Linked DNA regions of Homo sapiens: region 2 is linked to region 1. A link is an interaction called in ENCODE POLR2A ChIA-PET data of the cell type or tissue named here. Cell type or tissue: GM12878. All regions are shown on one strand. Each heading gives the region's core, and the rest is flanking DNA. Links, peaks and the distances in the headings are about the cores only. Region 1 has its middle 120 kb from the start of MIR4458. Region 2 overlaps SEMA5A (semaphorin 5A).

Evidence for each region. Peaks named below come from ENCODE experiments on the same cell type or tissue, not always from the same donor. Only the 100,000 strongest peaks of a DNase experiment are listed, where the experiment ranks them.
Region 2: POLR2A ChIA-PET joins it to region 1 with 5 read pairs; 1 of 35 experiments calls an interaction of 5 or more read pairs at or near these places.

The regions. Positions count from the first base shown.
Region 1 is chr5:8,570,430-8,582,598 of GRCh38, reverse strand. No RefSeq gene overlaps it. Among named protein-coding and RNA genes, the nearest start is that of MIR4458, 120 kb to the right of the region's middle. In GM12878, for the core only: no CTCF peak of the experiment used is centred there; a DNase peak (open chromatin) is centred at 4,595.
Region 2 is chr5:9,323,786-9,335,954 of GRCh38, reverse strand. The region is part of intron 4 of SEMA5A (semaphorin 5A); the gene reads left to right. Among named protein-coding and RNA genes, the nearest start is that of SEMA5A-AS1, 180 kb to the left of the region's middle. In GM12878, for the core only: no CTCF peak of the experiment used is centred there; a DNase peak (open chromatin) is centred at 4,388.

The DNA of each region.
Region 1 (12,169 bases), core at 2,710-7,709:
ATTTCTATTATGTTAATACCTCCACCCTGGGTAATTTCAAGTTGCCGATGGTTTAACAACTGCCTTGCAAAAGTCTTCAATATTCACAATCAGTGCTGAGCTGCATCTGACCAGTCCCAGCCCATCACTGCCCCTCCAACAACCATCCTCACACACAGAAACCAGCCTGGAATCTTCTAGCACATCTCAGTGCCTTCTCTTCAGAGCATTCTCCAGTGGTCACTGAATGGTAGCACATGAGCCTTTTGGAGTTCCCAGCTGATGGAGTAACTGACCATTGCAGAGGCTACTGAGTAGGTTGTTCAGAGATGGTAACTGTAGAGGGTGTATGAATCTGAAAATGCGCACAGCAAAGCCCTTTCTCCTACTTTGACCAGAGAAATCAGAATGCTCATTGGAGCATTGGAAGATGAGAATGCTCAGTAGGAGAGTAGACAGGCTGGTAAAACATGAAGTGGAGGGAAGCAAATAGAAGAAAAGCAAACCCTTCCCCGGGTGCATGGCCCCCACAGCCTGGGGGAAACAGGAGGGGTGGGAGAGCCATGCAGTAGGGAAATCTTTCTGCGGAAGATGAAGCTGAGGGATTTTACACAAAACATGAGGTGGCTTCTCAGAAATAATATTCAGGGAAGACCAGATTACCTGTTTGATTAATTAATCCCTAAGAACATAATTACTGTAGGATTTATTCCTAGAAGCTAGCTATCTGAATTGAGATTTGCTTCTGCAACAAGTCAATATGAAGCAGGGAATCTAAGATCATTAGAGACCAAAACTTAGTGCTCATTTCATTTCTAGGGCCCAAGTCCCCTACTCCCTCAATGTGAAACAGTGACTACAGAAAAGATGGAGACCAGGGGAGAACGAACAGCTCCACGATCACAATGGGCGTGGCCTGGGAAGTGTGTAAAGTATAACCTGGGCAAAGGGGCAGATGGAGGTGACCTTTCTTGTGCTTTCTGTGAAGAAACAGAGGTGTATTGGAGCCATGACAGTGCACAGCCAAGGAAAGCTATAGAAACAATAAGGAACTGTGCACATGGCATGTGTAGTCAGGAGCAGCATCACCTGTCACTGGGAGGAGTACAGGGACCCAGCAAGTTACCTGTGAAGAGGGAGGGGAGCTGCTCTATCCCAAGGACTCCCAGCAACTACACAGCTGGCGGGTTGAAAGTAGACCCACATTAGCAGCCAAATGAAGCCAGCTCAGCTGCATGTGCCCCCAAAAGGCAGAGACATTAACTGGGGAGTGGGATAGATAAGGAGGATGGATTCCAAGTGACGGAAGGAAGGGGAATAAAAGGAGAGGGAGAGGAGTTAAGAGTTGAGCAACAGGTGTGAGGAGAGGGCAGGTATGAGGAGGGGGCAGGTGTGAGCAGAGGTGCAGGTGCAAGGAATGGGGCAGGTATGAGGAGGGGAGCAGGGTGAGGAGGGAGCAGGTTCTAGGAGGGGCTGGGTTGGAGGAATGGGGCAGGTGCCAGGAGGGGACAGGTTTGAGGAGGGGTGAATGTTAAGAGGGAGGCAGGTGGGAGGAGGGGGGCAAGGAACCAGGATGGATCAGGAAGAAGGAGAGGGGCAGGTACCGGGGACAGGTTCTAGGAGGGGGCCAGTGTGAGGATGTGGCAGGTGTGAGAAGAAGGCAGGTGTGAGGAAGAGCTGCAGAAACCCGGTTCCTGAGCTGGCAAAGAGAATGTGGGGCTGGTTCTCTAAAACCTTCCCCACTGGGAAATGCTACTTCCTGGGGTCAGAGAGAAAGTGGTATAGTGAGGGTCCCAAATATATTGAGGGAGACAGAGAAAGGAGACAAGGGGAAGAAAAGCTAGCATCTGTGTGTGTTACTCATGGTTCTCCAGAGACACAGAACCAACAGGATGAAAAGCGAGGGAAAGAGAGAGGGAGGGAGAGAGAGATACATAGGATTGATTTATTTTAAGAATTGGCTTATGTCATTGTGGAGGCTTGGCGAGTCCAAAATCTTGGGGAGCAGCCAGGCTGGAGACCCAGGGAAGAGTTGCTGGAGTTTCAAGGCTTCTGCTGGCTGAATTTCTTCTTGCTCAGGGAGGTCAGTCTTTGTTCCAGGAAAGGCCTTCAACTGATTGGACGATGCCCACCCACATTATGGAGCGTAATGTGCTTTACTCAAAGTCCACTGATTTAAATGTTAATCTCCTTCAGAAAAAAAAAAAAAAAAACACCTTTCCAAGATAATGTTTGACTAAGTATGTGGGCACATTGGTCTAGCCAAGTTGATGCATAAAATTAACTATCACACTCTGACTCCCATACAAAACGTGGAACCTGGAAAATGTATGAGACAGAATGAAAGGAAAGGACGTGATTTCTGAGCAATGCTGATGGATGATTCAGATCCAAGGAAATGCCTGAAAGTGTAACACAAAATAATTATACGTTGTGAACAACAGATTTCAGAAAACTGGAGACAAGGCCTTTGAGTTTTTGAAGAATGTTTTTAAAATGATATTTATAATGGAGAAGAAGTAGAAGGAAACTTGAGTTTATGGACTTGCAGGTTTAGTGGGGGAGTTGGTAGATTTGGGAGAACGTTAATTACAACGTAAGTTTAACATTTTATTAACAAACCTGTGAAGAGAAAATGGGGTATATACAAAGACTTAAAATACTTTGAGGGTTAACTTTGGGGGGCTTTGGGGATGCTTTCTTCCCCTTCTCAGTTTGGCACCAACTGAAGACGGATCCAGGAGTGGGAGCTATGGACACCACCTGTGCCGTTGTTCATGCTATCCTAGCTGATGTGTGGCCGCCACTGGCCTTCTTATATTTCACAAGGAAGGAAATTTATGCACAAGTGACAGGAAGGACTCCACAGCCTCAGCTGAGAGGCTACCCCTGAATAAGCCAAAGACACTCTGGGAAGGAGCCTCCGGAGGCCCCAGATCTATAAAGAGGCCAAGTCCAGAGGACCAAAGGCAAGCATGGAAAGTCGTGACTCAGAAGTCTCCCTCTCTTAGAAGCAGGTACATGAGGCCCAGAAACAAGCTGGAAAGGCTTCTTCAACATTGTCTGAGGAACTTCTATGTGAAATTGTCCTTGCCAATTTCCGTGTTGTATAATATTCTCCTACTGCCTCTCGTTTCAAGCTACCAATAATGTCAACCAGCTCACAAATCCCTGAAAACTCACAGGTGGGTAGAAGCTGGCCCTGCACACAACTGCCAGGGCATACTTTATTATGCCAGGGAATAGAGGCCATATTCCCTGCTAGAATCTATGCCATATTCCCTGCTGGAATCTATGCTCAGAATGAGAGACTGAGGTCCTAGGTGGAAGAACTTTGGAAGCAAAAGCTGAATGTAGAATGGAGATATGCAACACGCTTTTGAGAATCCAGTAGATTTCCCTCAGAATTGCTGTGTCCTGAGATGCCCAGAATTCATTATTTGGTGCACCTGAGTTTGATCCACACTTCAGAGAGCAGCCCTTTAATTTTTTGTTAACCATGATAAAGGTGACTTGACCACATCCTGTATGAATTTCTTATAGGGAATCCAAAAGAAATAATTAAATTCACTCTGTTTCTGCTATTAAGAACACATTTCAGGCTGTTCATTCAATTTGATTTATATAAATGTCTTGTATACACATGTATCCATGTAAATGTGAAGCTTTATACTTGCAGAAAGTTCCTTTTGTTAGTATCCAAAGTTAACAAAGACAGCTTGTACCTGGTCTGACAGACTGTCCATAAATGTCTGTAAGTTGGTCATTTTACAGTTATATTATGATTTTCATGAAAATGTATGAACCTAATTGCTTTTGGATTAAAATCAAGCATTATAGATTTTATGTACAAAGATAAATTTAGAAGAAAAACATTTTTAAAATCCAGGAAAATAAGAAGTAAATATAACTGTAGGAAATCTTAAAATTAAGTGTAATAGAAAATTGATCCTTTCTTAATGAAAGGATCAATTGACCTAAAATAAAAATGACTTTCTCTTATTTCCTCTTATTTCCATTGCGTCTTTATGCATTCTAATGCTCTCTCCCAACTTCTCTACTGTGGTACTTCATTATGATGGTTAAGTAAAAAACTAATAAACAATGCCAATCTACCCCTGACCAGCGCATAGCCATTATGCCACAGGCATGAGACCCATGGTGTAGGGAGTATGTCTTGTTCCTTTTGGCTTCTTTCACTCAGCTTGATGTTTCCAGGGCCCATCATCCATGTTGTATCATGGACAGGATTTCATATCTTTTTACTGCAGAATAATACTCTGTGGAATGAATATACCACATTTCATTATCTATTATCATTTATTTATCGTCACTTGATGGCTATTTCAATACTTTCCACTTTTTAGCTCTTGTGAATAATGCTCATGAGAATATGCAGGTCCAAGCTTTTGTGTGGACATACATTTAATTTATCCTAGGCATATATTAAGGAGTGAAATTTCTGGGTCTCATGGTAACTCTCTATGTTTAAATCCACCAGCAGTGGATGAAGGCTCCAATTTCTCCACATCCTTGTCAATGCTTGTTATTCTCTGGTTTTCTGAAACTATCTTAATGGAAATTACCTAGCATCTCGTTCCTATTTTGACTTGCATTTCCCTGACGACCAGTGATGTCATACATCTTTTCCTGTGCGTATTGGTTATTGTATATCTTCACTGGAAAATACCTATTTACATATTTGCCTATTTATACATGGGTCTTTTTTTTTCCTTTTTTTTTTTTACTGAGTTCTAAGAGTTCTTTACACAATTTCTTTTCAAAGCAATTTTATAGGTATTACTTGTGTAATAGAAAATCAAATGTCTATATTTATAAAGTATATTTTGGTTTTGATCTCCAAATTTTCTGACAGAATTGTCTCTGCATTTAATACTGGATTAAGAAATCAAAAACACTGTGCATGATAAATAAGCAAACATACCTGGACCAAGTGTGTTTGGGAACCAGTGGCTGGATTTAAATTATGAAATATTCCCTGTGTATATTTAGACCCTTCTTCAGACAACGTGACCAAAATGAGGCAAAATCAGCTGCACATATGTCACATAAGGAAGAAATGAAAGTGCTAAAGTGGAAGGTATGTGAAATTCTACAGGAGTCATGCGAAACCACTTTTTAACAGATTCGAATTTAACCAAGAATAGTTGAATGATACAGAAGAAAAAAATGTAGTTTTTTGTTTTTATCTTTTCCGACATATTTATGGTTAGGTACATACACATACCTTGTAATGTTAGCCTTGCAAAGGATCTTAAGCACCTTAAGGTCCTACATTTGAGTGCTAAAACCACCTACTAAATGTATATTAATTTATATCACTCATGGATTGCATCGCTCAGTGTTTTTATTCCTCTCAGTAATTAGGCTACGTAGAGACTTTGCTGCCTCTGAGAAGATTTGTATTTCTTGAATATGTAAGCCAGGACTGCCAAGGAAAAGAGGTACTTTGATCTTAGAGACTCTTCCCACAAAATTAACCAAAAAAGAAAAAATCATCTTTCTGTGGAGTTTTTGTTTGTTTAGGACATCTTAAAGAACGTCAGCGATAAACTATTTGAGCCATTTGATTATTTACTATTTTTCCTAAGAGAAAGTAATGAAAGAGAAGAGAAAGAGGGAAAGAAAAAAATGGAGGCCGGGAGGAAGGGCTGATGGGTGCCCAGCATTTCACTGGATGCTTCCACATGCATTAACATTGTTGATTCATTACGACCATCGTTGAAGAAAAGAGTTATATCCACAGCTTATCACTGAGAAAACAGACATGGTATGAAAGAGAAAAAGAATTACTATTTCTTAAAATCCATGTTTATCTTTAAATGCTTAGACAGTAATCACTTAACACTGAAAATAATGAAAAAGGACAATTCTGATTTTTGCCACATAATAGATCCATGTTAAAATTAGCATAGTATAATCTAAACTCCACACTGCCTCAGAAACATGGACCAAAGTAATATCACTGTTTATTTTATTCACCTCTTGTTCCTAAAACGATGAAAAATTCTGGAAAGACAGATAAAGATTTTTAATTTATGCCGATGAAGCGCCTCTTGCCTTTGCCCTGAATATTGGATCCAAATATGAGCTAATTTAAGTTGTAGATTTTCCTCAAGGGAAAAATGAGCGAGGCTGGAGGGGAAGGTGATTGAGGGAGGTGGCGGTGACAGTCTTCAGTTGTCCAGGCTTCCATCCTCTCTTGCCTGCGCTTGGGGGCGCCCAGCCCACATCACTTCTTCCTGGTGGTTAGTCAGTGATTGACTGCCATCCTTGTACCCGGGAAGCCACACTTTAGCCTAAGAATCATTGAGCAATCGCAGTCTAATCTGTTTCATGAAAGGGTGTTTTTTTCATCACTGCCGTTAGTAGGAAATCCTTGAGTGATACGCCCACAGCACTTTTTCTCAATTGGTCTTGCAGCAGCACCAGTGTGGGGTGCTTGTTGCGTCAGAATGTCTCCCCTGGTTTCTGTCCCTAAGCTTTCTCCTCCTAGTTCCTTCCCATTGAGAACAGTGGGTACAACAGTATTTCAGAACCCGCCATGATTTATTCATTAGAAAACGACTACAATCAGAACTGCCTCAACTTCTCCCTTCCTTTCATCTTCTTTCGGAGTGGATCTTCTTTTTCCTTCCAATAATTTGTGTCCCTGAACTGCTGTGGTATGCTGGCTCCTTCCTAATAGATCACGTCTGAAACAAAACTATCAAACAAAATATTGGACAAGAAATAAACCATGACAAGATGGCAAAGGAGGCTGTTTTCACTTTAGGGAGACCATCCAGTTGTCAGTAAGTTATAAAATAAAAATAAATACAGCTCAGCATTTGGGTGCACAAATCACAGACTCTCAGTAGGTCATTTAAGTCCTTGTCACTGCCTGAGGATTCACAAGCTTGGCAGGACCCTGTGATGGAGGCTGCCACGCTCCTGACCCCTGGATTCCAGTCAAAACAGAACTCTTTATCTTTTTAAGCCCTTAGCCATTAGGGGATGGGAAAACATTTTTGAGACCAAGCAACTTAAATCTTCATTTTATCAAGGATTTAATGAACTCACTCAGAAATTGCTCAGTCTCTCCAGGAGCTGACCCTCCCCAAATTCTGTCTTTGGCAGAAGTCCTGGTTTCAGGGAGGATATTTGGCTCACACCTCATTGGAGTGTTGGGAGAACGGGTCCCTTGCCTGGTCTTCGCTAGGGGTGGGAGAAGCAGAACCAATGTCTCCTCTCCCTCACTTCCCACAATTCCCTTGGCCACAGGAGGATGGGCTCCTCTTTGATATCCACCATGTCACCACATAGTGGTCTTCCTGTGATAAGTAGAGGGGAGGAGTTGAGTAGCTTTTTGAACTACTACGGGAAGTTCTATAGACTGAGTGATCCAAGTTTGTTCCTTAAAATTTCTAAGGATGAATTACACAGGAATATGGAAAAGTCCCCGAAATGATATAGCCGGGCTGTGACACTGCTGCTGAGATAGTTTGGATGTGTCCCCTCCCAAACTCATGTTGAAAGATGATCCCCAATGTTGGAGATGGAACCAGGTAGGAGATGTTTAGGGTCATGGAGGCAGATGTCTCATGAATGGCTTGGTGCCCTCCCTGCAGTAATGAATAAGTTCTCACTCTGTTCATTCACAGGAGAGCGGATTGTTAAAAAGAGCATGGTGCTGGCCGGGTGCAGTGGCTCATGCCTGTAATCCCAGCATTTTGGGAGGCTGAGGAGGGCGGATCACCTGAGGTCAGGAGTTTGAGACCAGCCTGCCCACATAGTGAAACCCCATCTCTACTAAAAATACAAAAAATTAGCCAGACGTGGTGGTGGGCTCCTGTAATCCCAGCTACTCATGAGGCTGAGGCAGGAGAATCACTTGAATTCGGGAGGCGGAGGTTGCAGTGAGCCGAGATCGTGCCACTGCACTCCAGCCTGGGCGACAAGAGCGAAATTATATCTCAAAAAAAAAAAAAAATAGCATGGTGCCTCCCCCACCCCTCCTCCCTGACTCCCCGACTCTTGTTCCCGGAATGGGGGTCCCCTCTCCTTTCTCCATGAGTAAAAGCTTCCTGACATCCTTACTGGAAGCAGATGTTCATGGCCTGCTTCTTAAACAGCCTGAAAAACCATGAGCCAAATAAACCTTCTTTATAAATTAGCAAGCCTCAGGTATTCCTTTACAGCAATTCAAAACAGACTAATACAGCTGCCTAAATATATTGCATGCCCTGAAACTACATTTTAATTTATGATTTTCCATTTCTTATATTTTGTATCAGATTCTTCCATGGAGTTGATTTTTTTTTTTTTTTTTAGTCTGGAGAAGTACTCAGAATAATAGAAAAAAAGCATTTTCTAAGTTTTAAAATCTCACTTTTTTGCCCTAATGCTTCCCTCCCCCCCCATGAGGTACACCTCCTTCCTCCTTTCCAAGTCCCAGGCAGCCCCAGGCCATTTCTCTGGGACCCAGCTGAGTGACAAGAACAACCTGGAGCAGCTGCTGGGCTTGTCTGCAATGCCAGGTGCTGGACCAAGGACTGCGTCAGATTATCAAGTTCATTCTCATGATATTCCTATGCTAAAGCTATGGTTAATTTCCTCTTACAGGGGAGGAGCTGGACACAGGTAGTATGTGAGACAGAAATAATAAGTGCGAGAGCAGGGATTTAAAACCAGATCATCCAAATGTATTATCTGAGCACACTGCACGCTCCACTCAGTTGCTTCCTCACTGGAGCATGTTTGTCTATTTCTATGCATGCCGCTATTGTCATTGCTATACTATGAGTGTTCCAGGACCAGGATGTCTGCTTTATTTACTCTATAACTCCAGCACCTAGTAGAGCTCCCGTCCCGTAACAGGAGCCTAATAAATGTGTGCTGAGCTAATGAGGTGCAGCACAAGTTGATGATGATGAAGAGATTGAACCATATCACCCAAGCCACGGGTTGGGCCAGGGCAAATCTGAGGCCACTGAATGTTGCACAAAAAAAAAAAAAAAAAAGACTATCCTTAGTTCTATGGGAGCTAAGGAAACTCAGGGGCATGATTAAAAATTCTAGTTAATGGAACAGACAATATGTAGAGTTCAGAAGAGGAGGATGAAGAAGGCTTAGGAAAACAGGGCTCTGTAAGATGGATAGACTTGCAAAGTGTGAATAAGATTAAGTTAAAAAATAATAGAAGGCACCAAGGAATAGAAAATAGGATTAATAAAAATCACCTGGCCTATGTGAAAGGCCACAGGTTAATCAATGAGCCTGAAGCAGAGATTTGGTGCAGGGTTAGAGAGAAAGATAGAAATAAATGGTGGAGCTGTACTATGCATAGTCCTTAATCCCTATTAGGACTATTAATATACTCCACTATAAATGTGGAGTGCAAAACCTCCATGTTTCGGAAATGTGGAGGATGGGTGGTGGTGGCAGTGGAATTCTGATTTGACTGTAGCAGGTTGGATAATGGTGATAAGTGGGGAAGAGGGAAGGAAGAGGCTGGGAGGGAAGCTGGAGGAATTCAAGTCAAGTTGGGTTTGGTTCAGGCACACTTGGAATGATCTAGGTATGAGAGTGAGTATCAGGGTGATGGGGGGTGGAGGGGAAGAAGTAACCAAAGGAAAAAGAACATGAGGAATTATTTGAATGTGGAGATGGGGCTTGCAGGGAGATCCTGGCACTAAGAAAATCTAACTCAAGGATCATGCTTTTCATGCAACATTTTCACCCTCCAGGGCTACCAGTATCTGTTCAGTAGGATTTCTTTAGACAGGTTCTCTCCTGTGGCCTAGGTCTCATGTGAGAGCAGCCTGTTCTACACAGCAACATGACACAGTTATCAAACCTGCTCTCCCTTCAGCGTAGAGAATGCAGACCACTCAAGAGTGAGTGTCTCCAGTTCTCACTGCAGCCTGCCCTCTTCTCCTAAAGGGGAACATAACCAAATTTGTTTCCCGCTCTAATCTTCTCGATGGATTTAAGAAACTGCCCACTCTAAGTTAAACCCTATAGCAACAAAACAAAGCAAATGTTTCTTCATATTAAATTGGAAGCCATAACCAAAACAACTGTGAGATCTCCATTTAGAAAAGGCATATAATATGTTTTCACAAAATCCTCAAATATATAGTTTAGGGCGAGAAGACAAACTTTGTGATTTCATGGTCTCCATGGATTATAAAAGGTTATTATTATTATTACTATCACTATTATTCTACATTTTAGGACAGGCCTTTTGCACATACTGAGGTTAAGATCTTACTAAATCTATTGCTTGCTTTTGGATCACTGGAATTTAACAAAGACCATAATTACTACTGGTTTTCTGTTCTTTTTATTTTACTTTATCTTAATGTCAACCCTAACCAATAGTCATTAGTAATTGTTTTATCAAATTTGCTCAGGAAAAATGTTATTAATTATTGGCTTTAGCAGCATCAGAAGGCAGTACAACCAACAGAGAAGGACGTTTTCCCAATCACTTCTAAATCCAAATTAATGACACAAAACCTCAGTTTCTTATGATCTACAGCCCTCTCCTGAAATGCCGCCCAGCACCACCTGAGCAAATAGAATGTCCAGATTTGATCTCAATCAGCCAAAGCCCTCATCACAGGAATGAATGGCTCACGCACTTTATACCAGTAGAAGTGTCTGCAAAGTGAACATGGATGACCGAACGCACAGTTGCTTTTTCCACATATGTGTTACAGAGAAGGAAATTCAACTCCTTTCTCAATAGGATGAGGGAATGGGCTTTTGGACTAACTTACGAGCAAATTTCATGTTTTACCCCATGAACTTCTAGAAGTGTCTAGAGCTAGGTTTTAGAAAAAGTTTCAAAGAGGAAAAATTGTGTCTTGGTACATCATAGGCCCAATCTTTTATCACTCCACCCTCCTTCACCTTCTGAGACAAACTCTGCATCCAGAATTTGGTTGATTTCCAGCTCTAGTGCTATTAAAAATGAGACCTGAAAGGATGGGAAATACCCAACTACAGCAACATTCACTAAGAAGTACTCGTTCCCACCCTGACCTTTGCAAATGATCTACACAACAATAACTTTGTGTGAATTACTAGATTATATGGCTGGAACAGTAAGATATTTGGGGCATCCAGAAATAGGGGAAACAATGGGGGAGGCCACATGACCCACTGAGGACCTGGGAATCATATCAAGGAGGAGGCTGCTGGGCCCAGGTCAGCCCAGACACAGAAGCACAAACGTCGGGGATTCAGGTTCCCCAGGTTCCATCGGGGATGTCAGCCTCCACCTGAAACAACTGACCACATAAAGCAGACAGACATGGATTCCATGGGATCTCATTGGGAATGGATCACAGGTTTCAGCCTGACACCCCAAGACGGGTGCTGACAAATGGGAGTGTAATTCTTGACAGCTACTTTTAAAGGATAATATCAGTCCTGAATTTCTGCAGAATGTATTGCTACTGCCCAAGAAACGAAAAGAAAAAATAAAGGCTCTGAGAATGTGGGGTATTTAAATTTGTACCTTTGCGAGTTTAAATTTCCTAGACATTGATTTGTAATTTTTTTTTCGTCAATCAAGAAAGCTCCAGATTTTGAGCCACTTAGACCCTTCCTTTCTCAGAATAATAATGTTTGTTTAGATCCTTGTTAAAGTCTCAATTTGAGAAAGATCAGAGTTAATTTTAGCCGTAATTTGTAAGTTATTTGGCACGGTACTCAAGCACACTGGATAAATGTTTGAAATGCCAGAAGTTTCTTACATATAATGAACACTTTCTTCCCCTCCCTTTTATCCACTTTCTCCCCCTCCCTTTTAGTATGAGAAATTATTTGTGTTCAAAAGAGACAATCATCGTATAGATATGTAAGAATATATTACTATGTCAGCATTAAATGTTAATTTATTTTTTGATGATTTAGATTTATAGTGGTCATCATCTGAGGAGATGGGAAACCTGTTTAAATGGTTACTTGCAGACTGTGTTACTGGGTTCAGTTGAGGGGAAGGGTTAAAAGCATGCATGAATAATCATTTTTAATTTAAACTCTAATATGTGGCTTGATTTTTAATATATTAAATATGTTTTTAATGGCAGGTTGTTATTCATAAGGATGTGGCTTCCTGTTGACATATTTTTAAAACAGTCATTTTTTTTTTTTTTTGAGACATAGTCTCACTGTG
Region 2 (12,169 bases), core at 2,454-7,453, 750 kb before region 1:
TCACCCTTATCAGATGGTGACTTACCAGAAGGCAAGGGAAGTGCCTGTCTTTTCTTTATTTCTCCAGCATATAGCACAGATTTTTCCTGCTTATAGAAGCTCAAAGATACCTGTTGATTCAACACATTTATTTCCAGAGTTGAATTTGTCTATGTTCCCCTCTGCATCCAGGTGAACACTTAGGGAAAAGGGGGTTGGGATTATAACAATTTATCTCAGACACCTACATCTGGCAAGGGCATGAGCCAGTGGCAGGCTGTATACACCAAAGCTCACCCTGAGGGAAAATGAGCTTTCACTCTGAGTCAAGGGAACAGACCCCTTACCGGGGTGGGGCAGGTACAAATGTGACCCCAATTAGTGTTTTGAGTCTTGCATCCCTCATTCATCTCTAAAGAACTTTGGAAAGGCTTTTCTATGACTTTGACTCATGAGATTCTCTTGTTGTCTCTGGAGGTCCTGGGTGCTGTGTGAACAGACCAGCGCTTCATTCTCTGCAAGTGGTTGGCTTTTGGTCAGTGACTCAAGATTTTCCTAAGGGATGTGAGAAGCCACAGAGCAAATTAGGGTATTTTGAAGAGATGTCTTATGCTCCTGTTCTGGCTGTGGATGGCAGCTGGGAATTGTTTTCAAGGGGTACCTGTCCCAGGAGGTCTTCATCCCAGAGTCCCTGGAGTTCTCTATTCCAGTGTCAGTGGGGTGTCTCTCTCTCTCTCAGTATCCCTAGAGGTCTCTGTCCAATATCTCCAATGGTTTCCATCTCAGCATTCCTGGAAGTCTCTATCTCTGTGTCTTCTAGTTTCCCTGGAGCTTCCACCCCAGCATCCCTGTCGTCTCCATCCCAATGTCTCTAGAGTGTCCATCCCAGCGTCCCTAGAGTCTCCATCCCAATGTGTCTTGTGGCTTCCATCCCAGGGCCCCTGGAATCTGCAATTCAATATCCCTGGAGTCCTCATCCCAGACCTCATTCCTGGAGGTCTCCATCCATTGCATATCAACATGGTCTGCTGGGAAGGATCGGATGGGCCGCTGAGTCAACCTAGCATGCTGTATGGCATGGTGGACATGAATACATAGGATTGCCAGACTTAGCAAATAAAAATCCATGATGCCCAGTTAAATTTGAATTCCAAATAACAACCTTTTATATGTTTATCATAAGTATGTTCCAAAGGTTTGGTGACCCCGGGAGCATGGGCTGTAGTTTTTTATTCTAGAGCAGTGTGTGGTACATTATAGACACTTGATAAATAATAACAGAAAAAAAAAGAGGCTGGCCCCTACCTAAGTGACTCTAAGCCAGTTTCAGAGCCTGATTTTATCACCTGTAAAGATGATGCAACAATTTCTACCCCTTTCAGCTGTTGCGAAGATGAAATAAAATAACCCGTGAGAAGTTACTGTCACATTAACAGGCAGGCTGGTGAGCGCGCAGCCCTAGGGAAGCTCTGAGGGTCTTCATGGGTTTCGCATACGTGTGCATATGCCTTTCAGGCAGACGCTACCTAAAGAAGAGAATAGGAATTTCACCTGGGAAATTTCATGGGATTAGGCTCAGAAAGTTTGAGAGGGCATATGAGTAAGATATAAAACTTTAAAAATAACCCAGCCCTCAGATTCCTGTTTGGCAAAGCTTGATTTAGCAAGAGTAAGTTTAGATAACAGGTGTATATTTCAGAAATCAGTAATGGTTTAAAAATATGAGTTGTGAAAAAATAGAATAATAGTCGATTTTTTTTTCTCATAGCACTAGGCATTGTGGAACCATTTATTGGATGGTTTCACTTTATACTAGTGATACTGTATGTTCCTGAAATTGAAACAGTTAAAGATTCTTTGTACTCTTTGATAAAGGAAGTTCGTTAGGCTGCAAAAGAAAAGCCTCTCTTTCAGCCATTTGTGGTTATGGAGAATCGGAAGGTACTTGGATCTGAATTCAGGGAATTTCTGGAAGAAGTCATACATTTTCATTTCCAGGATGCACATGAACTTTCGTATTATGTTAAATGCATCAACAGTCATATCTTGTTTTCCCCCAGTCTCTTTAAAAGTTAATAATATTTGTGTTTTCAGTAATGAAACTTAGGTATCTTCATTTACAAAATGTAGAATATACAGTAAAGCATAAAGAAAAAAACAATTTCAGAGATAATCACAGTGAAGCATTTCAGTTATTTCCTTGCATTATTTGATTTCTATTTGTTCCTACTCTTGGGATAATATTTGTTGAATGATTGCATACTTCTTTGTCACAAATCCTACTAAGATCAGTTTCTTGGTATAAAAAATTCAAAATGAAAGAATATATTATGACTGGTTTTTGTATAGAAGATTATAAAAGGAATGGCAGTGATAACACTCCACACACTTGATACAAGTGTAAGTTTCACTGCAGATTGAATTGTTGCAACAGATACAAGGGAGGGTGATTACATTTTTATTTCCCAAATGAATTAGTTCGTCTTTAGTGTTTCAGGTTCATTCTAAGGGTGGCAAGTGATTCCATCCCGAATTACTCTGATATGTATTCTGTGCTGAATCCAAGTATTATTCCAAATGCCAACTAACTTGGTTGACACATAAGGCAGTGTTTGAATGCTGTTGGACATTTACAAATTGGCCATATTTTTATAATGCATAAAGACCTACAGTGCTAATGAAAAAGAGTTTATTATCAAAGCATCTGTAGCATGAGTCTTTGCCACTGAACTGTGGGGAAGATGTGGAGTCACTCTTTCTGGCTATTTAGGTGCTTTTCTTCAAAATGTGATTTTTCTAAATGAAAACATTTTTTAACATCTATCTCAGTTTCTAAAATGTGAATTTTCTTCAGGTTTTTAAATGTGTTTCTTGGTCTTTAAGTTATTTTCATCCAATTACTCAATTCTGATTCTCTTACTTTTCCCAAAAAGCTTGAGTGTAATATAAACATAAATCAAAGGGTACAGTCTTACAAACTGTGGTATTTTAGTAAGAAAGTTCGTCTGTAAGCTCTCAAACAAATACCTGTGAGTCCACATGGCCTAAACATCTGCCATGGGTAAGGTGGTGGGATTGAGGCCCACAGACCCAATACTTGGATCAGGTAATGATCATAATTCATAGCAGATATAATGATTTATGTCCTTGGAAATGTTTGATTTTAATTCTATACAAAATAACATCACAAAATGAGAACATTAAGTCACCAAGGGAACAAAAGGCACTAGAGATGCATGAGTCTTCTTGCACACCTGGCCCAATGTGAGTAGCAGCCCATAGCTGCATGCCTCACATACCTGATGTAATGTGAGTACCAGCCCATAGCTGCACACATTGCACACCTGACCCAATGTGAGTAGCAGCCCACAACTTCACACGTTGCACACCTGACCCAATGTGAGTAGCAGCCCATAGCTGCATGCCTTGCACACCTGACCCAATGTGAGTGCCAGCCCATAGCTGCATGCCTTGTACACCTGGCCCAATGTGAGTACCAGCCTATAGCTGCATGCCTCACACACCTGACCCAATGTGAGTACTAGCCTAAAGCTGCAAGCCTCACATACCTGACCTAATGTGAGTACCAACCCATAGCTGCATGCATTGCACATCTGACCCCATGTGAGTACCAGCCCACAACTGCACACGTTGCACACCTGACCCAATGTGAGTAGCAGCCCATAGTTGCACACCTTGCACACCTGACCCAATGTACCAGCCCATAGCTGCATACCTCACACACCTGACGCAATGTGAGTACCAGCCCAGAGCTGCATGCCTTGCACATCTGACATGATGTAAGCACCAGTCCATACTGCACACTTTGCACACCTGACCCAGTGTGAGTACCAGTCTATAACTACACACCTTGTACTTCTGACCCGATGTGAGTACCAGCCCATAACTGCACGCCTTGCACACCTGACCCAATGTGAGTATCAGCCCATAGCTGCCTGAATACCTTGCACTAAACCCCTTGACTTACCATTACAGTATTTCTAGATATCAGAAGATATGTCTGTATAAATGTATGTGCAACAAATAGTATGGATTTCTGATCCTTTTCGTTTATTATTTTGAACCATTTGTTTGGCTAATGGTTTGAATTTACAAAACTACAGATAAAAAAGGAAAGATTAACTTGCTGTTTTTATGCTCTGGCTGAATTTGCTGTAAGTATTCAAAACCCTTAAACGATAAACTTAGGTGCATTAAAATTTTAACAAGTTTATTTGAACATTTAGAGATTTAGGAATCAAGCATCACCAGACTTCCAGCAGCTCTCCACTTGTGGGTGGGGGTGGCAAGGGAGGAAACTTTTATAATATTCTTCCCAGAAACAAGACAAAGAAAATGCCTCTAGTTGGTTAAAGTGGAAACTCCCTAGTTAGAGGTTAGTTGGTGGTTTCTAATTGGTTAAGTCTGAAGTTAGACTTTAGTTAGGGTTTTGTTTCTGATTGGTTAAGCTTAAGTTTCCTTTTACTATTTACATTGAGTTGAATTTTGGTTTGTTTACATAGGAACCCAAGACAGTGAAGCCTCCTCAATCTAATGGCCTCCCAATTATTTTAACATAGCATATATTCTTATGAGACGCATAAAATAAACGGTAGGCTTCTATTTAATGAGTTTCTTCTTTACAAAATGACTTTATCACACTGGTTCTAAACAAGGGGGATTAATTTTAAATTCACATAAAATTTATTTTAAACAACTGGCCAATATCATTATTTTTCGGTGATTATAATTCTTATTTTTACTTGAAAATTTTACCTTGGAATTACTCTTTTGGAGGCAATATATAATTAACAGGAAAACTGAAGATGTTTATCAGATCAGCGATTCTGCTTCCAGTAGCCACACTTATTCGTCTTTTCCAAAGAGTATATTTTAGTCAAGTTGACACAATTAAAGGGAATACATGCTGAGCGGTATGAAATCAGAGATTAGCAGTGAATGCAAAAAGGAGTAGAACCCCATTGTGGGAAGAGATCCCAGGTAATGCTGATTTTCATGTTGTGTTTACATTAATTATGACTTAAGACAAGCAGCTGGTGATGGAAAAGGAACAGTGCTTTTCACTGCAGTCTTTTTTGTCCTCTTCCAATCAAATCTTTATGAACCTCCACTTTAGGGTTTAAAGGTTTCCCCTTCTCTGTCCCTTTCCTTCTCAGGGCTGGCCCCTATGCACAGGTATGTCCTTTATGATTCTCTGGGCTTATCTCTCTCTTTCTTCTACTTGTTCTCCCCTTTCTTCTAATTCGCTTATTTGATTAATTTACCCAATATATGTTAAAAAGTCTCCTTGTTGTCTGCTGGCTTTGTTACCTTTTGTCCAACATTTGCCAAACATTAATGTTCTTAAGTATTAGCTAGGACATTTGTTCAAAATTAAGATGCCCCTCCCAGCTCTGCTGATTTAGCTGGCTCAGGGTGTGTGCTTTTAACAAACTGGTGGCCAACTGACATGCCTGGGAAAGATTTCTAACCATTCTGTTCCTTCTGCTATTGTAAAAAAACAAAACAAAACAAAAACAAAAACAAAAACAAAAAAAACTAATCTGTACTTTTTTTTTTTTTTTTGAGACAGAGTCTCGCTCTGTCGCCCAGGCTGGAGTGCAGTGGTGTGATCTCAGCTCACTGCAAGCTCCGCCTCCCGGGTTCACGCCATTCTTCTGCCTCAGCCTCCCGAGTAGCTGGGACTACAGGCGCCCGCTACCACGCCCGGCTAATTTTTTGTATTTTTAGTAGAGGCGGGGTTTCACCATGTTAGCCAGGATGGTCTCAATCTCCTGACCTGGCGATCCGCCCACCTCGGCCTCCCATCTGTATTTTTTTTTTCCCTGCTTGAGTTGGGAGAATATCAGCCTAGTACAACAGTTATCTATTTAGTTATAAGCAAGTAAGTACATACAGTTGGTCCTCCCTGGGTTCTGCATCTGCAGATTTAACCACAAGCCTAAAATATTTGGAAAAATTAAAAACAAACAATACAACAATAAAAATGATACCAATAAAAACAATATGGCATAACGACTATTTACATTTATAATGTGCTCGATATAAGTAATCTAGAGATGATTTAAAGTATATGGGAAGATGTGCATAGGTTATAGGCAAATACCAATCCATTTGATATCAGGGACTGGAGCATCCATGGATTTTGGCACTCGAGGTGGTCTTGGAGCCAATGCTCTGGGGATACCAAGGGACAGCCGTAAATAAATAAATAAATGTACAAAGGCTTCCTATTTCCCAGATCCCATGAGCAAACCAACAAAGGGCTGTGATAATAATTGAATAACTTATTTGCATGTACATGTGCTACAGACTGAGTATTGAGAGCTTTTCTCCTACCAGGTCCACATGGGGTTCATCCAAATGTATTAGTTCATGTAGTTCTTCTTTCAAGACTCTGTGTTACTCAAATATTTATTGAACCTACTTTATGCCAGGAAGCTTCTTAGGCATTAGAGAAACAAAGATGAAGCATCTTCTCTACCTGATGAGGACTTTCTAGTCCAGCGCAAGGGTTGGCAAGCTGGGGCCCCAGAGTTGCCTCCTGTTTTTGTAAATATGCTTTTATTGGCACACAGCCACACCCACTCATTCACACATCTTCTGTGGCTGCTTTTGAGCTAAAACTGCAGAGACGAGTAGTTGGCACATAGACCACAAAAGCAAACTATCTGCTCTCTGGCCCCAAAACAAAAAGTATGATGATCTTGGCCTAGTGGGTGAGACGGGCACAAGCAATTAGATTCTCCAAGGGAAGCCTGAGTAAAGGGTCCTGAAAACACCAAGAGTAAAGGGATATGATGGTGCATCGATCTGAAGAGGCTGCATAGAGAAGGTGTTCCTCCAACGGGGCCTGAGAGATGCTTGAGGAATCTGGCAGGGAAGACAGAGAGTCACATGGGAAAAGTCAGAGATTCTGATGAGGCTGAAAAGTGCTTGGCTCCGTGGCACCTGTTGGTGACAGAGAGGGGGAAGTAATTATAGGTGAAGCTCTGAGCATTAGCTGGGGCCAGATTATAAAGAAGTTTAGACTTAGTCCTCTAGACCAGTGACTCCAACTGGGCCAGTCTTAGGTTCACCTGACAGGCCTTTCAAGAGTGTAGATGTCCAGGCCTGTCCTCAAGTCCTCTGAATTCCACTTTCCGGAAGTAATGCCAGAATCTTTTTTGTGAGAGAGAGCATCACTCTTGTTGCCCAGGCTGGAGTGCAGTGGTGCAATGGTATGATCTCGGCTCACTGCAACCTCTGATTCCTTGGTTCAAGCAATTCTCCTGCCTCAGCCTCCCGAGTAGCTGAGATTGCAGGCACCCACCACCATATCCGGCTAATTGTATTTTTAGTGGAGACAGGGTTTTACTATGTTGGCCAGGCTGGTCTCGAACTCCTGACCTCAAGTGATCCACCCACCTTGGCCTCTCAAAGTGCTAGGATTACAGGCATGAGCCACTGTGCCCGGCCAGAATCTTTGATTTAATCAAGCTCCCATTGCTCTGCTGGCTTGGTAAATTTGAGAACCTCTGCTAAAGGCATTGAGGAGCCCAGGAGATTTCTACATTTATATGTTCACATAATCATATTTGCATTAGGAAGATACGTCCACCATATTGTGTGCAGGATGCACTAGGCACTAGAACTTGCAGAATTTGGAGCGAGGCATGGCAGTTGCGGGTTGTGGATCAGGTGAGAGTAGAGGGTGCTTAGACTTAGGCAGTGATGATGGCAATGGAGATGAGAAGCCAGATTTGAGACACGTTTCAGTTCTGATTTTGACAGCAATTGATGGCCAACAGAGTGGGTTGGCTGGTGGGAAGCATCAAACCATTCAGTGAGTTTTGGGAGTGTGACTGGGATAGAGCATATGGGAGGATGAGCTGTAATTCTTTGATTATTAGAAGATACATGAGAAAAAAGATCTCAGATTTGTATGAATACTGAAGATAACCTAGAAAATTAATTGTATATGGAGATAATTTAAAGCATGAATAGTCCTAGGAAATCACAGGTTAAAGGAACCATAGAAATATTCAGTTGGCATTTTTTTTCAAATGAAAAATTATCTCTGTTAACTGAAAAACAGAAAGGAACAAATCAGATACCCAGAGGACCCACAAAGGCAAAAGTCGCGAGTTAAATTTAGAGCAATAAATCATCATCTGTAATCCTCACAGCACTTAGAGATTTGCAAGTAATAATTAAAGCATAATAAAATGTAAACTATTAGTGTAATTATTAACAATATTGATTAATAACTTTTACCCTAAATATATTTGTGGGAAAATATTTTCCTGATTTTATATCTCTAAGATTTGCTGGCGGCATTGTTTAGTTACTGCATGCCATTAAAATGTATCTTTGTTATTTCATTCTACTTGCTAAATAATAAGAGACTATCCATCTATTTTTGCACCTTTTAATCTTGGTATTTAAATATATAAGAATGCTATTAAAATGGTTTGATCTCAGTTTTAGTGTGTTCTTTGAAATTTATTTCTAATAACCAAGACTTTTAAGGAGCTCAAAATGCTCTTTCTGGGATAGGGAATGAAAGAAGTTAATATGATTCTGGGAGAATGGGTACCAGACACACGTAACAGTATTAACAGCAACAAAAATTAAATTACAGTTATCTTGAAATTTGCATAGCCCGAAGAATACATATTTACTATTTTTGAGGAGGGTAGAGAAAATTCTGACTGAGGAGATAGCTAATCACATGACCATATTATAAATTTGTCACCATATTTTAAAATATTTTAGAAAAAAACTCACAAAAGAATTAAAAACTGTGATTTAAATGTGATCTAACTATTTAAATATAATGTGATACTATTTGGAAAGGCTTTGTAATTTTGAAATTTAATTATCTTCTGAGAAACCCATGAAAAAAATACATGAAGCAGACATTTTTTAGGATAGTTATAACCACAAAATAAAAAGTCTCCTAGAATTTACTTAGAGTCGACCAGCATAATGAAAAGTCTTGGAAATCACAATTATAGACATGCTGGTGAATTGGTGAATTATATGAGTTGGTTACATGATTAAATTAAATCATTATATTTAAATTTACTGATATGATCACGATATTAAATATTTACACTTAGATAATCAAACTAATTTTACAACACTTTATGTTTTAAAGGATATAGTTACTATTTTTCCTTATTTTATTTATTTATTGAGACTCGCTCTGTAGCCCAGGCTGGAGTGCAGTGGCAGGATCTCTGCTCAGTGCAACCTCCACCTTGCACATTCAGGGATTCTCGTGCCTCAGCCTCCCAGGTAGATAGGATTACAGTTGTGCACCACTACGCCCAGCTAATTTTTTTGTATATTTAGTAGGGGTAGGTTCCCGCCATGTTGGCCAGGCTAGTCTCGAACTACTGACCTCAGGTGATCTGTCTGCTTCGGCCTCCCTCATGCCTGTAATCCCAGCACTTTGGGAGGCCCAGGCAGGGGGATCACCTGAGGTCAGGAGTTCAAGACCAGCCTGGCCAACACAGCGAAACCCCATCTCTACTAAAAACACACAAAAAATTAGCTGGGCATGGTGGCGCGCACCTGTAATCTCAGCTACCCTGGAGGCTGAGGCACAAGAATTGCTGAATGCCTGCGATGGAGGTTGCAGTGAGCCGAGATGCTGCCACTGCACATCCAGCCTGGGCAACAGAGCGAGACTCCATCTCAAACATAACTTGTTATCTTCAAAAGTCTACCAGTGCAATTGAAAATGTGCGTATCATGTAGGATGTCACTATACTTGAAAAGTTCTGTGCCAGTTAGATGTTGACAGCAGTGAGGATGGAAGGAAACTTGCAGTGAGGAAAGTATTGTGTGCAGGAAGCTGGTGCAGGGACAGGAGAGACTGGTCAGCTCTCAGCCTTCCCCAACTGGCTCATGGGCAGTGTCTGTTTTGTCTTTGGATTGTTTCGTGATCAGCCTTGGTCTAAACTTTTATTAATCAGCAACAAACGTTTCTGTCAACATTGTTAAAATGTCTTTATACATTTTATCGGCTTCTGCCTTCATTTGCTCTAGTACAAAATACAAATCTACCTTCCTTAATTCTTCTTTTCTCAGTTGTAAGCAAACCTCTAACTCATACGTTCAATAGGAACTTGTAATTTTTTCTTTGATTTTATAGTCATATTCATCAGAGGCCAATTGAGTTATTCTAAGAGAATGTCCTTTTAAAACACCTGTGTCTTTCATAATTTATGGAGGTCAAAGTTAAGTTTTATAGTGTCTCTAGATGAAATGAGTCATTTAGTTAATATGCTCATGATGGCTCAACCTTTTCTTTAATGCCGGCTGCATTTTACTACTTTACATGAAGATACAAATGAACTTCATCTATTAAGGTCCCCACTGCTCCCTCCGAGAATATATTGTTATGCTTAGTGATTTGTTTCTAATAGGCCACTGGGGGAAGTGATGGGACCCAGGAATGAGTTATTCAATCCTAGAGTCAGTAAGCAAGAAACTTTGGTGAAGACGTAGAAAACGCACTCAGGTGTCTAGTGGGGAAACGAAGAATGGGCTTCAATATTGTGATTTTGCATCTGCCAAACTTAATAGCTTTGTGATTTGAATTATTCAGCCCATTGGATCTGTGTACTCCTCATATGTTATTACTCCTAAAAGGAATCTGGTTTATTGCACGTGAATGTGCAATGTCAAATTTTATTCCATGGCATTTGAGAAAAAAAAAAAAAAGTAGATCCATACCACAGGCAGAAAAAACTCATGTTTTTATTTGCTATAGCCATAACACTGAACTGTTACACTTTGGCAAACTCTTGCTTTTCATTTTGGTAATGACAGGAGAAAAATAGAAGTATAGAATCATTCCTCCAAGCTATACAACTAATGCATTCAAAGAATCTAATCTCTTAACCTCTTGCACCACTGCCTTTTTCCCTGAAGAATGGCAATATTCCTTATTACTACCTATTTACATCTAGGGGTGTTATGAAGATTAATGAGATCACTTAAATGCTTTGGGTTGCTCAAAGCATTGCCCTGTTAGGGAGACTGACCCTACTTGCAACATTTGGTTAGCATTTCCAGTTGGCCAGGGGCCAGAAGCATTATTCCTTCATGTTGGAAAGGCTGGTGGCCTTTCTCATGAACCTCACGCATATTGTTTTCCCTCCTCTGTGCTCACACAATTGCAAGATAAAGTGGTTGCCTCTTCTGTAATACCTTGGAGGACAGCCACTTGCAGGGTTCTGTAGATCTTACTTTAGTTTGTGAGTGGCCCAACACCTGGGAATATCAATTTTTTATCCCCTTTAGAAGGTTTTCTCTCTTTTTGTAACCTTTAACTTTGTAGGTCATTGACCTAAACTGTGATGGATCAAGCTGTCTTGAGAGATTTCAAGTCCCTCATGTTGCCAGCTGGCTTGGAATTTTTCCTACAGCAAAAATGCATTTGGAGTTGTATGTGGGGCCAAATAGTTCAAGGAAAGAGATTTGAGAATAGCAGAATCCACACTGTGTTTTATCAGATTCTTAGGTTCTTGGGATGTGATTAGGGAATTCCACAAATGTTTTACTTATGGTTCACCTTTTAAAATATTGTTTAGGCCAGGCACGGTGGCTCACGCCTGTAATCCCAGCACTTTGGGAGGCTGATGTGGGTGGATCATGAGGTCAGGAGATAGAGACCATCCTGGCTAACACGGTGAAACCCCGTCTCTACTAAAAATACAAAAAATTAGCCAGGTGTGGTGGCGGGCGCCTGTAGTCCCAGCTACTCGGGAGGCTGAGGCAGGAGAATGGCGTGAACCCAGGAGGCAGAGCTTGCAGTGAGCCAAGATAGCACCACTGCGCTCTGGCCTGGGCGGAAGAGCGAGACTCCATCTCAAAAAAAAAAAATAAAATAAAATATTGTTTAAAATAGCTGAAAATTGTAATAAGGTGAATACTAAACTGTTTGTGTAGTGAGGTATTTGACTACTTGGGTTTTCCATGGACCATAGTCATTTATTAAACTAATATTTAGGCCAGGCGTGGTGGCTCACACCTGTAATCCCAGCACTTTGGGAGGATCACTTGAGGTCAGGAGTTCAAGACCAGCCTGGCTAACATGGTGAAACCCTGTCTCTACCAGAAATATAAAAATTAGTCAGGCGTGGTGGCATGTCAGTGTAATCCTGGCTACTGG